Regions from separate parts of the Homo sapiens genome. Here region 1 is linked to region 2. The links are chromatin contacts, found by Hi-C or POLR2A ChIA-PET in ENCODE. All regions are on one chromosome and are shown on one strand. Each heading gives the region's core, a stretch centred on a gene start or an enhancer-like site at or near the end of the contact. The rest is flanking DNA. Distances are from core to core; before and after follow the strand shown. Region 1 holds the start of CLEC9A (C-type lectin domain containing 9A). Region 2 holds the start of CLEC12A (C-type lectin domain family 12 member A).

Evidence for each region. A loop is a pair of places that touch in the nucleus more often than their neighbours do. ChIA-PET counts read pairs that join two places held with the same protein, here RNA polymerase II (POLR2A). Pooled maps may share reads with other maps.
Region 1: a map of CD14-positive monocyte shows a loop between it and region 2 (2.0-fold over the local background). The contact joins the promoter of CLEC9A here to the promoter of CLEC12A in region 2. A Hi-C loop is called at or near these places in 3 of 168 maps with a recorded cell type or tissue (CD14-positive monocyte and posterior vena cava) and 1 of 50 pooled maps. POLR2A ChIA-PET finds 5 or more read pairs at or near these places in 1 of 52 experiments (K562).

The regions. Positions count from the first base shown.
Region 1 is chr12:10,029,260-10,031,959 of GRCh38, reverse strand. CLEC9A (C-type lectin domain containing 9A) reads right to left here and starts at 1,278. Exons shown (of 9, transcript NM_207345.4): 1 at 988-1,278. It overlaps LOC102724020 (a long non-coding RNA gene), which reads left to right and starts at 1,337. Exons shown (of 4, transcript NR_169587.1): 1 at 1,337-1,417.
Region 2 is chr12:9,969,982-9,972,681 of GRCh38, reverse strand. It overlaps CLEC12A (C-type lectin domain family 12 member A), which reads right to left and starts at 1,273. Exons shown (of 6, transcript NM_138337.6): 1 at 995-1,273. The coding sequence starts at 1,085.

The DNA.
Region 1 (2,700 bases), core at 29-2,528, 59 kb before region 2:
TCTGCATTCCTTTCCCTACCCTCACTTCCCCTTCTACTTGGAATGTTATTTGTAGCATTTGTTTGTCTCCTGTAACCCTGCCAATCCTTCCCAATCCTCAGAGCCTTCACTGACAGCATCGGGCGGCTCACTCGTTCCTGCTGCCATAGTAATTTGTGCGTAACTTTTCTTGAGATTTATCACATCCTGTTATTATATGCTGTTTCTTCTACCGACATTGGTTGCTACTCCCATTTCTCAACCTCCTGGCTTCAAGCAATCCTCCCACCTTGGCCTTCCAAAATGCTGGGATTACAGGTGTAACTAACTGCACCTGGTCTTGCTACTCCCGTTTCTAAATAAAATTTCAATCTGAGTAAAAACTAAAGCCAATTTCTTCCCAAAATGGTGGGGGGCACTGGACACAATATCGAAGACCATTAGCACAATCAGTAGCACCAGACAATGAGTCAGCAGAGTCACTAAAGCCTCAGGCCACGAGTTAGAAGACACTTCACAGATTAAAGGAAATCAACAGAGGAGTAAGAAATAACCAGGGATGGCCTCCTGGAGATTTCGTGTTTGACTCCCTTTCCCTCTCTATCTCTAAAGAGAAAGTGCAGAGGGCATTTTAGACTGAGGGATCAGTAGGAGCAAGAGTAAGGAAGCTACCTGATTTACAGAGGCTGTCTACTGCCTGCAGTATCAGGCCATTGAAATACACTTAACGTCTTTCCACCAGCGGCTCCAGCCTTCCCCTCCACTTGCATCTTCCCTCATCCATCTCTGCAGATGATACATACTCCCACATATCATTCATTATTTCTTAAATATATCAGCTCACACCTTCATATTATTTTACATTTCTTCAGAATCTTTCCTAACCTAGAATGCCCTTTCCCCTTTCTCCTTTAATCATGCCTTTCTTATAAAGTAGGTTCAGATGACCTTCTCTGTCAGCATCATCTGTAATGACATACCTTCCACCCTACTGCCAGTGGTTCTTACCTCTTCTGCAGAGAGTATCATCAGTTTGAATCATTTAGATCTTGGCTAACATGGGAATCTTTACCATTGTGTGGATCAAATACCCAGATCTTGATAAGAAAAATAAAAATGCTATTGTCACATAAATGGCTGGGTTTAATCATCTGTGGGCCTTAGAGTATGTTTTCTTCAGGACAAGGTAGGCCGTTGTGCTTCACAAGAGCTTGCGAGTTATTTGAGAAGAATCAAAACATGTTGCCAGTCTAGCAGAAAAGCATTTCAACTTCACCACAGATTGCCACAGCCGGGTACAAACGGAAGTCCCGCCCCCTTCCAGGTTGTTGGGGTGGGAGCTGCCGGATGAGCTGCTGCGGCCCTCGGGGCGCAGGACCACACCATCTGCGCAGCCTGCACCCTCGCGGCCCGGTAAACTTGACAGTTTCTTATAGAGGTAAGTATAGTATTAACAGACAATCTAGGAACCATAGAAAGTGGAAAACCTGTACACACTGCTGAGACCAGCTCGGTCTGGGAGACCCTAACCCAGAGGCGCTAGAGGAATTAAAGACACACACAGAAATATAGAGGTGTGAAGTGGGAAATGAGGGGTCTCACAGCCTTCACAGCCGAGAGCCCCGAACAGAGATTTACCCACGTATTTATTAGCAGCAAGCCAGTCATTAGCATGGTTTCTGTAGATATTAGGTTAACTGAAAGTATCCCTTATGGGAAACAAAGGGATGGGCCGAATTAAAGAAATAGGTTGGGCTAGTTAACTGCAGCGGGAACATGCCCTTAAGGCATAAATTGCTCATGCTATTGTTTGTGGCTTAAGAATGTCTTTAAGTGGTTTTCCACCCTGGGCGGGCCAGCTGCTCCTTGCCCTCATTCCCGTAAACCCACCACCTTCCAGCATGGGTGTTAGGGCCATCATGAACATGTCACAGTGCTGCAGAGATTTTGTTTATGGCCAGTTTTGGGGCCAGTTTATGGCCGGATTTTGGGGGGCTTGCTCCCAACACACACAAAAACTGGCACACACATTTTCACAGGAGCTTTATTCATAATTGCCAGACATTAGAAGTAATTATGATGTCTTTCAAAAGATGAGTGGATAAACAAACTGTGGTACATTCATGCAATGGAGTATCATTCGACAACAAAATGAAATGTTGTCAAACTATGAAAAACATGGAGGAATCTTAAATGCATATTACTACGTGAAAGAAGCCGGTTTGAAAAGCTATCATATTATCCTAGCTATATGACATTCGAGAAAAACCAAGACAAAGAAAACAAAGAGATCAGTTGTGACCAATGATTCAGGGGAAGAGGAAGATTGATAGGAAGGGGGAAGATTGCTGAGTAGGTAGGGCACAGGGGATTTTTGTCTGCAAAAATGTACACCCATGTACATAAGCAGGGCTCTGAATTTTTTAAACTTTTCAAATTTTGTGGCAGGGCCTATTGAATGGGTTGAGGGAGACCTTCCTGATTGATACCTACTAATGTATATACAAATTTGAGACAGATATTTTGAGGGAGAGTGGAATTCAGGTACAACATACCTATTACCCCAGAAAGGTGTCAAGTGGAAGTAAAAAAAAAAAAAAAGAGGTGTGTGAGGTAAAAAATTAAATTAAATTCTAAATGAGGACATGGAGGTTCTTGTGGAAAGTTTTTTCTTGTATATATATATATATATATATATATATATATATATATATATATATA
Region 2 (2,700 bases), core at 24-2,523:
TAGCAATGCTAGAATATTAAAGATGTTATATTCTGTGTGGGGAGAGGAGAGAGGACAACAACTTAAATAATATGTGAGAATTTTGGCACTCTTCTCTCCTTATTTTTCTGTTTCTATCACCCTTCTTTGTGTTCTCCACTATCACTGTTTAAGTTATTTTTAACTCAAATACACTGATTTAAACTATGGATTCGCTAGGGCAGATTTCACTCCCAAAAGGCTAGGAGCCAGAAGGCAAGAACCATACATAATAGGAAAACTATAGGATTCTGAGTAAGATGAAGAGTAGTTTTGTTTAAGTGAAAGTCAACACAGATGGACCACTTATTTCATGATTTTAATTTGAATTGAAAAATACAAAGTTACTTGATATAATGTGGTTTTGAATATTATGAATATATTATGTCTTCTGATATTTCTTTACCTCTTTTCTTCCTTTATTCCTTAATGATTCATTTCATTTAACTTAACATGTTTTATTTTTTAGTAAGTTAGTAAAAAATCTCCAAAAGAAGTAGGAGAAATTTTAGGGTGATTTATGCTTAGTTTGGTAGATAGTCAAATGAAATCCTATAAAGGTCTCTCTGTCTGACACAAAGCATTTTCTTATAAAAAAAAAAACACACACACACACACACATATGAAATCATGACTTTCCTGAACATGTTTCTTTTTCCATGGCTTCATCTCATAAAGAAATAAAATCTTCATACAACCCAATCATTTGAAAAATTCTGTCCCAATTATATTGAGTGTGATAATAAAAAATTTCAAAAATGTAAAAGATTGATTATTCAATGCAGAGATAAGTGTTTTTACAAAACCCTTTTTTCTAATCATTTTGTTCATACACTTTTTGTTCCTTTGCTTAAACATAAGAGACTTAATTGAAAATTTAAGTTGAATAGTAACTATATCACTAATATTGAAGATGCAAGTCTATAACCACTTCTATTATACAAACTTACAACACATCCATAACTCAAAATCTTACCTTTTTCCCCAAATTTGCCAATTTCTGGGATTTTTTCCATCTCACTGGAGTTCTGGAATTGAAGATCTGCATAAGTAACTTCTTCAGACATTGATGAATATGTAAAGAAATCTTGACAAAGTGTAAAAACACAAAAAGATGAGTGAGTTAACAGAGCTGAATGTTAAACAGGACCTATAATTTTAAACTTCTGTTTATAAACGGAAGCTTAAGCTTACAAGTTTAAACTTCTGTTTATAAACCTACTGTACCAATCACCCATATGTCTGCAAATGAGCCAAATCTCATCTGTGGCTTCAGTTAAGAACATTGAACTGTTGCAACAGATAACATCTTTCTTCCTCATATTTCTTCCTTTTTCTCAATTTCTATATATTTACCAACTACAGAAAGTAGTTTTTGAAATTGTGTTTGGATAACATCATCAGTGTCATGCAAGAGAACACAAATAACTAGCACCACATGGTGCAGACATAGTGTAGGATTTATTGGTGAAAAACTTTCAAGCAGAAAAATAACAGAAAAGATGCAGTTCTCAGACACTCACTAATCTGCAGCTGTGGCCTGGCATAGATATTCCTTTTGTATGATGATGAAGGTCCTGATAGAAGGGTTCTCTTCACTGGGAGACTGAACATACAGAGAGCACTCCCAAGGAGAATGAGACAGTTAGTGTCATTCCGTTGCCATGTTACATAGCTATAGGTTTGCCTAAGAGAGGTAGGGAATGCCTAGTTTCTCTAAATAACAATATATAGGTTGGTGCTAAAGTAATTCTGGTTTTTGCCATTAAAAGCAAAAGTAATTGTGGTTTTTGCCATTAAAAGTTTACAAAATTACTTTAGCGCCAACCTATATATTAAGGGATCTGATGCCCAGAAACCACACCAGAGAGTATGCATACTGATGGCCAAGGTCTGTATACTGAGGGCTCTGGAAACAGCTTTGCAGGCCAGGAAAACTATAATCAGCCTTGCTATCTCTCTACAGACTGACTCAACCATTTGATCTCCTCCTCAGCTAAGCTATCAAAAGTGGGAGGGAAATGAGTCTCCAAAGTCCAGATTTGTGTCTTATTAGTTTGACTCAATAGTCTTAGTATTTTTTATTTCACTTCTTGATCAAGAATGCAAGTGGAAGTGAGGGGGTGGAGAGGACTGTTTTTGAGCATGTTCTCTAATATTCGTTAGTAAATCTTACTTTAAAATTCTTCTTGACATTGCCACATGTAAATCATAAAATGGTTAGGTATTATTATTATACATATGAAAGAGAATGCATAAATATTTTTAAAAATCAATTAAAAACTAATTGCTTTATTATGTCAGGATAGACAGGAAAAACAAAATGCTCCCTTTATAAGAGCTACTAAAAATAAATAGGAAAATATTACAGATAGAAATTAACTAGATATTTGCATAACCAAAATGAACAAAAAAATTTTAAAACTATTGAAGAAAAGAAAAAAATAGAAAAACATGCTGTGGGATTAGAAGCGTCAATACTGTATAAAAAGAAACTAAATTCTCCTAAATGTATCAAAAATTCAATGTCAATTTAATTAAAACAACTGATTTTCTCCTGATAAAGAAAAAGCTATTGAATACATTTGAAAATATTACCATGAAAATATTGGCAGCCACATTTAAAGGAAAATATATTCAAAACATGATTACTTCATCCTAAGTACTTTACTAATGTTGCTT